2 separate regions of the Homo sapiens genome follow, and region 1 is linked to region 2. The links are chromatin contacts, found by Hi-C or POLR2A ChIA-PET in ENCODE. All regions are on one chromosome and are shown on one strand. Each heading gives the region's core, a stretch centred on a gene start or an enhancer-like site at or near the end of the contact. The rest is flanking DNA. Distances are from core to core; before and after follow the strand shown.

Evidence for each region. A loop is a pair of places that touch in the nucleus more often than their neighbours do. ChIA-PET counts read pairs that join two places held with the same protein, here RNA polymerase II (POLR2A). Pooled maps may share reads with other maps.
Region 1: a map of HCT116 shows a loop between it and region 2 (1.9-fold over the local background). The contact joins two enhancer-like sites. A Hi-C loop is called at or near these places in 1 of 168 maps with a recorded cell type or tissue (HCT116) and 5 of 50 pooled maps. POLR2A ChIA-PET finds 5 or more read pairs at or near these places in 2 of 52 experiments (BJ and PC-9).

The regions. Positions count from the first base shown.
Region 1 is chr3:114,647,256-114,653,177 of GRCh38, reverse strand. All of the region lies in intron 6 of ZBTB20 (zinc finger and BTB domain containing 20), which reads left to right. Among named protein-coding and RNA genes, the nearest start is that of MIR4796, 93 kb to the left of the region's middle. Within about 2 kb of position 3,662, at least 3 of the 41 ENCODE cell types and tissues checked have a DNase peak (open chromatin) inside an H3K27ac peak, as active enhancers do.
Region 2 is chr3:114,399,609-114,405,362 of GRCh38, reverse strand. All of the region lies in intron 7 of ZBTB20 (zinc finger and BTB domain containing 20), which reads left to right. Among named protein-coding and RNA genes, the nearest start is that of ZBTB20-AS1, 51 kb to the right of the region's middle. Within about 2 kb of position 4,387, at least 6 of the 41 ENCODE cell types and tissues checked have a DNase peak (open chromatin) inside an H3K27ac peak, as active enhancers do.

The DNA.
Region 1 (5,922 bases), core at 2,413-4,912, 250 kb before region 2:
GTTCAGCGTTGTTCTAAAGATCCTAGCCAGAGCAATAAGACGAGTAAAATAAATTAAAGGTATAAGCATAGGAAAGGAAGAAGTAACATTGTGTTTATTCACAAATACCATGATTGTTTACATTAGAAACTCTTAGGGGATATACAAAACAACTAATAGAGCTAACAGTGCATTTAGGAAGGTCACAAGATCAATATACAAAAATTGATTGCATTTATGTAGTACCGGCAAATAATTTGAAAATGAAGTTTTAAAATCAATTTACAGTAGCCTATAAATATAAGACATTTAAATAAAAGTTTAACAAAAGAATGTAAGATTCCCCACTCAAAATTTTAAAAGGCCTTAGAGAAAAATCCGTTATTTATAGATGAATACTCAGTATTTCTAAAGTGTCATTTTTCCCCAAATTATCTGTAGATTCAATGCAATCACCATCAAAATATCAACATCTTGTTTTTCTAACATTAAGATAAATTGTCAAATTTATTTTAAAATGTATATGAGATTGCAGAAAACTTAGAAAAAGAATAAAGTTGAAAGACTCACATTACCTAATTTCAAGACTTTCTGTAAATATATAGTTCTACTTTGGAACATTGGATCAGTATCTTCTAAGGTTAAGCATATGCCTACCATATTGTTTGGTAATTACATTCCTAGTTATTTACCAAAAAATAATGAAAATAATGCCCTCAAAAAGATTTGTACAGGCAAGTTTATACTGACTTTATTTGTAATTGCCTAAAACTGGAAGCACCCAAATGTGGAAAGTGGATATACAAATTGTGGTATATTCATATAATGAAATACTAACAAGCAAATAAAACAAAACAGAGTATGATACAACAATGTAGATGAATTCCAGAAACATGGTATGCAGAAGAGCCAGGACACAAGAGTATACATAAGTTATGTGAAGGCGAAACTATTCTATCGTGATAAAAATCAGAATGCTGGTTGTTTATGGGAGATAGAAATTAACTGGAAGGGGGCACAAAGGAACTTTCTATGTCTCTGTTATGGTGGTAAATATATACATTTTTATATATACATATTTATACATAGGTGTATAAATTTATCAAAATCAAAACTCATTCTGTGTACATTTTGAAGTCCATGAATTTTGCTGAATATAAATTATACCTCAACTCTGAAAAATTTCATGTTGACCCTAATCAACTCTCACCTGAAGTGCTTCATCTATTTTCCTAATGGCTACCCTGGTCCCTGTCCTAATTAACCTTCAAAGCTGTTTTAAAACTTTTCTCTTCTGCCTATTGCTCTGATTCCAAGAGATGTGGTAGAATGTAAATTGTCAAGATTTGGAAATCTGGAGAATGTTCAAGGTTAAAGACAGAAATATCTAATTAACAAGCCCAGATACAGCCTTGGACAGTCGAACGCTTGGGCAAGTGTTCACTGCTCGTGTTCACTTTTCTCTTTTGTGAATGATACTGCTTTCTAAATATATTTTATTTCTTGAGCAAGAGGGAGAAAAGAGGAGTCCTTCAAATTTACTTTTTGTTTTGTTGCATATTGCAAAGTTAATATCAAACTCTAGGTTTAAAACTTCAAAGAATGTCAGGACTTTTTCGTTTTTCCTTTTTTTTTTTTTTTTTTTTTTACTATCCAACCAAGGGTTTTACTTATTCCCTGGATTTCTCTATACTTTTAAATTGTCAAAGCCAAAGAAAAGAATAATTAAAATATTCAAAGCTGAAAATAAGCAAGATTTCAGTTTATTTTCAAATATAAGCTTACCACTTCCCTGCATTTAACTGTGATACTAGTGTTCTGGCAATATTACATATGATTGAGAATTCTGTTTACCTAAACCACTTTTTTATTGTTGTTTTTAGCTTTCTTAAGTGCCATCAGGTCTTGTCTTCTTTCATTTCTTTCTAGCTGTCCCCAACAAATACTGCCCAAGTCTGATTGTAATGCAGCCTTTCTTTCATAGTGAATATTTATTAAAGCACTTAATACCTGAATTATGAAATGTAGACAAGTGCACATTAACCTGGCTGAGTTATTTCCTTTCTTGTTCTTTTTAAACACATATTCTAGCCCAGTCTATCAATGCCAGATGGCAACTACATTTTGATACACTGAATATTTACCAAGTCATGTGGTATGCTTTTGAAGTATTTTTTAAACCCTTTCCATCAAACGAGCTGACTCATCTCTCATTCATTTATTCCTGCTTTTAACAAGTTGTATTTTTAGAAACTTGACCTCAGTTTTATCAAAATGATAAATGATATTGTAAAATGATGCATCCGAAGTTCTACAGGCCTGACTACACTTTACATCCTACAGCTATCACGTTTATTTTTCAGTGTTTAAAATGTTATAATGTACCAATTTTCTTATTTTCATGAAACTTGACTCCAACTAGATTATTGTGTTAGCACAGAGGAATATAATGGGAGAATATTTATACTTAGACAGCTTTAAGATATTCAGGAAATTAAAAGCATTTATGGTTGAAATAATTTTAAATGACCATGAAAATAGCAACTTAACAACTGATATTTATGTCCAAGACCTTTAAAAAGCCTACTGGTAATAGGCAGTAGGTCTAATAATAATAGTAGGAAGAAGATGAAGAAGACTAAAAGGCTGTCAGAATACTGACTCCCTGCTATGTTTTTTGTTTTCTTGATCTTCATGGGAATATGCTTTTGTGGGGGAAACTGTTAGAATATTTTTTTGTAAATAGATGTTAATATTTCTTAATCTAGGGATATTAAAAATAACAGGAGAAAGTATTGACAGACAAAAGTGCATGGCATTGAAAATGGTTAGTAAAGGCCAATGCATATTCTTAGAACTCTTCCTGGCCTGTTGATCTCTAAAGATTATTTTCAATTTTTTAAGTTTTTATGGCTACTTTTCAATGGTCTTTCAGAAATAGATGATATTATGCATGTTATGAAGTTAATAATAATGCTTTATATAAACGAGTGGAAGTTTTCTTTGTGAATAATTTTTTCAGAATTTTTACAGTGTTTTTTCTTTTAAAAAGCAGACAATAGGGATATTTGGAGAGATTAAAACTGAGAAACATGAAAGGATCTATTCAGTTTTACAAAAAATCTTTCATGATACTCTTATCCATTTTATTTTCTAGCTCTCTTTGTAATTGAAATTGTTTCTCTCTTGTGTGTGGCAGAGTTTGTGTAGTGCCTAGTCTGGAGTAGCTTCTCAAAAGCACAGATTGCCTTAATAATATTAGTGTATATAAATTCAAAGCATGGTGCCCAAAATGTAGTGTATATTGTTGTTATATTATTATTGCTGTTGTTCTTATGACTGCTTTTAAAGGGAAATCTCCAATCAGCCTTTTAATGTTATCTCATTTAGCTTATGCTTTTATAAAAGATTTGGAAAATATATAATTTACCTAGTGTAAATTTAAAGGAATGTGACTTGGTCAAAAGAGACATTCTAGAGGCAAACCAACAACAACAATACTGAATTCATTAAAGTTTGGATTAGAATTTGTTTTTTTTCTATATATAGAAAGCTTGAGATCAAATAAATTCTATTCCTATGACACATGTGGAATTTCTCTCTCTGAAGGTGTTGTCAGCTTATTCACCTATATGACCCCCTAAAAGAGGAAGTACATCCTGATGAAGTACACCCATGAGTCACAAAGCAGAGACTTGAGTCCATTATGCACTCTTTTAGGATTTGTAGATCTGCAACATTGTTAGTGGTTTCTTTAGAAAAGAATCCCATGGAACTCTACATTCTTTTATTAAATGAGCCCAGAAGATTTTCTACTTACCCTTTCACTTTTAATAGCCCTTTTGTGTGTAAACAGCTTCTCAAGAACTGGAATTTTTAGAGTATATCTTCTTTATTTTATGAGTTTCACTTGAATGTTTCTAACTTCATGGAGACTCATCTGATTGAATGGTAACATTTTGTATTCAGGCAGCAAGGGATTTTGTAGTGAAAACATTGTGGTGGACACCCAAAAAATAAGATTTCTAATATAGTTTATAGTGTATTTTTCTCCTTAAAGTTAACAATGAAGGAATAGTGTATCTTTTTGGCTCCTCTGTCAAATTAAACTGTGGGGTAATTAAATCATTGTATTATTTGGGAAGAAAGAAAATGGGTGGACATAGATTAAATTTTTAAATGGTGAGCTACTTCAAATACAACGAGGATCATTTTATTTAGTAACGTATAGGTCAACTTCTTAAAACTATATTATTTTTAAGCCTTTAAATATTTAATTTCTGGGTCAGCTGATTAGTCAAAAGAGTAGAAGCTAGAATAAATAATATTTGCCTTAGTTTCATTTTAGGAAACACTACTTTCCATATCTGCATAGTTTGAGTTAGTTGCCTTTGGGTTGAAATTTAATGATAATCCTCTGACAGTGTCAATGATCTTCCTCTGCTATACTTTGAACCTTGAAATACATTGAGACAAATTCCAGTAGGGCTAACATGTTTTGTTTTTCTTAATTTTCTCTGTATTTCAGATCAAATTTCACTCCTCTGTTATACTCTTATTCTTCTAGATTTTTATGTACAATTTATCAAATGCTATCTTTTAGGGGGTAGCCTTTCCATCTTGTGTAATATAATATTATTATTGCAGATAGCACAAATTAGTAGTTAACAGTACACTTTTATGAATGACACTTTCTAAATTTAAGATGCCATCATGCCATCATTCTGTTCTATCAGTGCTTTGGAAGATTGTGTGGATATGGCAAGTTTTCCTTTAATAAATAAAGATTATTATGTCTTCTCGTTTATCTGGTGACACTTAGCTCATTAAATCTTTGAAATTATTAATTTTAAGAATGTATATAAAATGCTTAGCAAAATGTATTACACAGTAAGCACTCCACAAATGGTTTCTATTATTATTATGTATAACATGTTTATAGCTATTAATGATATTTAAAATACCAATAATAGTGTAATTACTACAATGCCTACTAGTAATGAATAATAAATATTAATTATAATTAATTGTTTTCTCAATAAATTTTTTATTGATGAGTAATAAGAGGATAATGGAATGTCATAATACATTCTATACTACAGTAAAATCAACTAGTCAAAACATAGCACAAAATACATTTAATGTAAAATAATTTAGTTAAAATTTGCATACCATGTGATTGTGGAAAATGTCTAAAAGGTTAACTTTAATAATCTAGAAAAGTTTTATGTTTCTTATAGTTCTGATCTTTAGTTATTTTCCAATGACAGAAGTTGGAGATTAATCATTTTTCTTCTACTCCTAATGTTTTCTCAATTGGAAGATTAAAGAGATGTCAACGAAGTATCACCTGATTATTTATCAAGTGATTGTTACAGAGACTGAGTGCCCTCAGGATTACATATCTTTTTTTTTCTCTCCCACAATTGTCATGATTACTAGCCAAATCCAATTAGAGAGATACTAGAGAAGTACTGAGTATTTACTGAGTACTTACACATTGTATATGTAATACAGGTTTCATAGATAATCACCTCTTTAGAAATGACTGGACTATAAAGAGGTTGGCTAATGTATTCAAGATCACACCAATAATAAATAGTGGAGTTTGATTTTAAATTGATGGCTGACTGACTCTAAACTCATGCTTTTTCACATTGCTTCTTTCACTCAACCTAAGGAAATTGCCAAAAGTTTTGGTCAGAAGCTAACCTCACTTTGGACTTTTGAGAACTCCAAGCTGCCACCCATGGCTTCATATTTTTGGTTATTTGAATCTTTGAGGAAGAGCTCTAGAGATAGAGAGAGGAAAGAAAGGAAGAATATAAGGAAGGAAATGGTGAACATTTCTCTCTAATTTCCTCTCTATGATAATTTTACCTTTATTCCCAAGAGGAACAATGTGAAAGTTCTACTTTCTTGAGAAGTATAAAACTGCCTTGG
Region 2 (5,754 bases), core at 3,138-5,637:
CCTATGTCTTCGCCATTTAGCTATGCCCCATGTTCTCTCTACTAAAATGTAGACATTTTAGCTTCATAATTAATGCAATTAAACTTTATGACACTGTATGTTGCTATATCCAATGACTAAACTTCTTTTAAGAAACAGAGGATCTCTTCTCCTTTATTGGAAAAAAAAAGTCAGACTGTTTTAACACAATTCCTCCCGTACATGGCTACAACTTTTCTCTTACATACCACAGCTTCTATATTGGGCTTGTTCTTAAAGCTAGGATTTTTTTTTTCCTCCTATGAGGACACTGCAACCCTTGAAAGTTTTTCTCTGGTATTCTCTGAGTGCTTCCTAGATACCTGGTTTCAGTGACTCCAGTTATCACAAGGACTAATTTTCACTTGCTATCCATGAAAATTTTCGCTGGGTCAAACTAAGTTGGGTCAAACTAAGCTGCTTCTTGGAAATGGGGCTTATGCTAGTCGTGAGTTGTGTCCAGAGGGAATTCTGAGCAGTAAAAGGAGGCAAACTGAGGGCATTCTAGGTGAAGGGAATTAAACCAGCAGAGAATCAGGGCACAGATGGAAAAGAGCGAGTCATGGGTAACCAGAGTGCCTAGTCAGGATATGATATAAGCTCCGGGTATTGGGTTTTCTGTGTAGCTCCTTTGTTTATGTAAAGCTAGCTCGGCAGGCTCTGGGCCTTCTTGGCTTTGAGGATGCACTGACCTGAGAGCTATGGGGAAAAATAGCCACGTCTGTACACCAGACTATAAAGCCAATATGTACCATTCTCTTTGAAAATGAAAGACAATAACATATGAAACTATTATTGATATAAGCTTTTATTTAGTCTTTTCTAAGATACCAGGGTATTTTTATGACCTGTTTTCTTCCCCTCGGCGTTAGGATGTTTTCTTATACTGCTTCAACTGAAGTAAATTATTCAAACAGAGCTGTTTTGTTTTATTTGTTTGTTTTTGTTTTTGCAGCTTTATGCTTACCAGGGACTTCATAAACAAGTTGAAAGAGAAAAAATAGCCAAGACATAAATATAGAAATAACCCAATCACATAAGCTTTCATGAGCATGGGTGAGGGCCTTGTGGGAAGGATGAGGAAAAATCTTTATTAGTACCAGAATGATCGTGATTACCTTAGGCATAAGTCTGATTTGAGAAGAGACACTGATATACAAAGAAAGGAAGGATTATTCCCCTATGATTTGTCCATGTGTACAAGGAAAAATAGCTTCAGTATTTACTATTTGACTTCTTGAGTCCAGAAACCTAATACTCACTGCAAACTGCATAGGCACGGAGCAGGAGAAAGCAAGTATTTACCAAAACAAGAGGAAAGAGGAATTACTCTTTCATCTCTTCTTACTTTAGAATCATCAAATGTTATTACTGGAAAGAATCTTAAAAACCATCTAATCTAACACTCCCACATTATATATGAGAAAAATGAGACTCGAGAGAAGTTTCATGACTTGCCCAAGGTCACACAACAGATTACAAACGTGGCTGGGGACCCACATATGATAAATAGGTGCCCTTCATTTCTTCAGTTTCTCCATAATCATTTTAGAGAATTATTTGACTTATCCCACCAATGTTGTTTTGTATATCTGGATTATCATCTGGCTTCTCAGTTAATTTTTTTGAAGTGAAGTTTGCTTTATAATAACTGCCAGATTCTATAGCTGATTCTAAAAATTAAAATGTGTTCTCAGACATATCCTGAGTGTTGTACAAATATGGAGACGCTCACTAGATCAACATGTATGCCTCCTTATTTTATATGAATCCTATAATACCTATAAACGTGGCCTGATCATATTAGACTCTTGAAGTTTCTAGAGTTCCAGATATTTGTTGGAGCATATAAATAGGTGAGAGCAGATTTACGCATTTACCCACTCTGAGTCCCTGAGACGTTCCTGAACTGCTGTGCCTTTGTAAGTCAGTTATTCCCACTGCTATCGATATCACCAGTTCCAATTATTACCAATATGGCCCATTACTACAGACTGATTTCTTACTAGGTTCAAAACCAGCTGTACTTGGTGTTTTACTGATATTTTGTTCAGTGTTAGAGGAGAAAGAACATGGTGAGAGTCTGGCATAGCCCAGCTCCCTTCTGTGAAGAAAGAGTCCATCACTGACAATAGACATTCAATAAGTGGTTATTTAAAGAGGTCGAAAAAAGCATCCACCATTTCTCTATTTCAAAATAATCAATCATTTAAAAATATTAACTACAAGCTTCTGATGCAATGTTGTGTGGTTTGTTGTGCCACATATGGTTATGATGATCTACACGTCAGCTACAATCCAGAAATACTCTCATTGTTACAATGCAAAATAATATAATCATCCACTTTTACATTTTAAATGTGTCTGGCCCACCAAGTCCTTGCTTAGGTGCCAGACACACCACTGTGAAGGAACTGTCTGACATAGTATCCTGAAATTTCGGGTAAGTATAATCATCTCCCAGATGCATAGAATAAGCCTGGTTTTTGAGGCAAAGAGAAGAGGCAAACCTCCTGCCCTTCCAGAAGTCAGAACCATTCAGCAATATATTCACAGTAGCTAGGGGGGAAAGCCTTTGTGAAGAAAACTGTTGTGTCTCATGGCTGTTTTTATTAAAACATTTAGTCCACCAGCTTTCCAACTCTACGAACAATTTAATTCACAAAGCACATGAAATAAGCAGAAGAATCTAGTCCCAACAGCCATGTTCCACCTCTGTGATCCTCGTCGTGAGTTAGGATGATTTAGTCGTCAAGATCCCTGCTGTTCTGTGCTTGGATATTTGTGAGGAAAACCTAGAATTCATCCCCTTTAGAAGCCATGTCCATATGGCATGCAGCAAAGACCATTAGAGAACAGTAGTAGGAGTTTTGTTATCAAATCCAGCCAGATTTGCAGATAGGAATACTGAGAAATTAGTATTTTTCCTTCCTCTTCTTCTCTCTTTTCCTTTTTAGCCTTTTTCTTTCTCCTGTTTGCTTCTTCAATTCAATACTCCTTTGTTTATGGATTTGGAGAGTACTCCAAAAGCAAATAAGCCAATCAAATCCTGTTTGGAGGGAGAACAGCCATTTTGACATATAACCATCTCATCACTCCTTTTTATATGCCTAAACAATTGAAGAGCATGTAGCATAGCCAGGTGCTGGTCCTCAAAGTGGGTGTGCCCTAAAACATTCTTTGGTTTGAACTAGTCTAGTCCACTGTTTCATGTTACTGAACAATCAAAAGAGAAAAGAAAGTTTTTCTTCTCTGGTTCTAGACCAAATGACTGGCAGGATGTGATTGCCATCTGTAATTTTCTGCGAAGTCCTTCCCCAGTCCAATTTACATGATATGTACAGCTACTTCACTCTGAGAATGCACACTCAAAAAATACAGCCTTTAAGTGATTTTTCCTAGCATGGGCAAGGTGAAGCAGTGAGGAAATGGACGTATATATGTTATACATTTATATTATTATTCCCCATAAACTTTTAAACTTCCTATCCAGCATTTGTATTTGTTCTCAAACAAATTGGTAGTTTAAAGAAAATCCTACCTTTGTGATTTTTCAAAAATCATTTTTCAGCCTCTCCTATTATTTTTTTTTATTTCAGTAGCCACCTTAATGGGTAGCTGAGTGGGGATCAAGTATAAAAAGACCTCATCATGTATTACAAGCCAGAGAGTGTACTCATGGGAAAAATGTAAGTCCTCAGATGGAAAGTCATCTCCGTCAAAGAAAGTGGCTCGGGCAAAAGTGCCTGACATTACATAGTCTGCATGGTGGAACACTGCAGCCATGTTTTCAGTTGCCTTTCACTCTCTGGAATTTTATGAAATGATCTCGGCCAAGAACCTTTGGAATATCACTCTCTGGTCAAACAAAAAAGAGGACAAAAAAAATCCTTTGAAAGTTGAAGCTAGTTGGTACAAGCTAGCAGACAATCCAGTGAAATTTTCACCCCACTCTGTTTTGGGGGTTTGGGGTTTTTATGCAGTATAAGAGTGTTAGAGAAGGTGTCTGTCTGGTATGGATTGGGATACTTTCAAATACTTTAAAGAAGAATTCTTGTTTTCTACAGTTTATTAAACTAGCTCAGCTAAGTATATTGGTTATCAGATCCCATGATGCATGATTATTCAATATATTTTAAAACACAAAAAAATTCAATTGTGCTGTCCCCTTTCTCCTTCTGTCTCCTCCCTGTCTGTCTCACTGTGCTGTGAAGCATTGGGAGTAGTGTGTGTGTGTGTGTGTGTGTGTGTGTGTGTGTGTCTGGGAGGTAGACAGATTCCCTACCTGGAAATGGCTTGCTATTATTAGACGTTCAGTTACCAGGGGTTATGTAAGACAATTGAAGCTCTGTTTTTTAACAGAGACATGATTCATGCTGCTTGTAGTAACAGTAACCACCTCCAAACGAGACAGAAACCAGACACAGACAAAGGCTGGAGAAATCAATGCCGACTCGGTACAGCCATTCTCCTGATACCCTCTGCCTTTCAATCAGAGCACTTAGGTTATCAGGAGAGGAGGCTCCTGCTAATTCTGGATCCTTTTTGTCTCTTGGGGCTGCCAGGTGAAATCATGTGGGCTGGAGCTGTGTACAGGAGAAAACGGGTCCTCAGGAGCAGTGACGTCTGACCTCCTTCCCTAGGGTCCCCCAGTGTTTCAGACACACCTGGAGGAACAGTGATTGTCACCTGTGTTGTGGCTCAGGATTCACTGTGGCTTCTACTCAGAAAGGTTGGAACTTGAGCATTTGGCTCACCCACTCAAGTAACTTTCCTCAAGTGATTCTCTGCAGCGTGCTGGGAGAGGAGAGGATGGAGTGGGATTTGAGCTGCTGCCAGTGCTTTATTATAGCTTCTCCTAAAACCTGAATGGAAGTGGACTGGCTGTCAGTTCCCACACACATTCGGGACCCTTTCCTAAATCTTCCAGACAACATTGATTCAGTACTCCACACTATACAAAGCACTTCCACATGGATCAGCTTATTTTAGCCTCACAACTTTATAAGATAGGCAAAGCATACATTATTGTCAATACCATTTTACAAGAGAGAGATTTTACAGCTTACAAGTATTATGCCATTCATTGATTCCTTGCTCATGACTTTATAAGTGAGAACAATAAGACTCACAAAAGTTAGTGACTTGGCCATGGTCACACGGCTGGTTCTTACCAGATCCAGGAAGACAAGGCAGATCTTCTGATTCTCCATCTAGTGCTCTGCCCCAGATTTGCTACAAAGCTTGTTGACAACCATGGCATTTTTTGGGGAAAAAAAGCATTTTCTGCTGAAAATCTTGGTTTTAGATTAAGTTCTACTACTCATTAGCTAGCCCGCTTAAACTGCCCTTTCCTTCCTCTTCACCCCATCCACCTCAATCTCCTCATCTATGCAACTCATGATAGGGAGAACTCATTTTTAGAGTGTTCATGAAAGTACCACATAATCTTTAACATGTCTAGGTCAATATATATAAAGCATTGCCAATAGTATCTCCCTGCCCCCACCAAGAGTGAAATCCAGCAAAGAGATCCAGAGATCTCAGGCTTCACCCAGAACATAAAAGTAAACTATTTATTTTTACTACAAAAAGAAGAAACTCAGATACTTTATTGCAGAAACTGCCCATGGCTCTCAGAAAATAGCAGTCTTGCCCCGGTGGCCTGTTACACACCCAATAGGCAGGCCACCCTTCATTTTCACTCTCACATGTGTAAATTGCCCAGAAAGACAA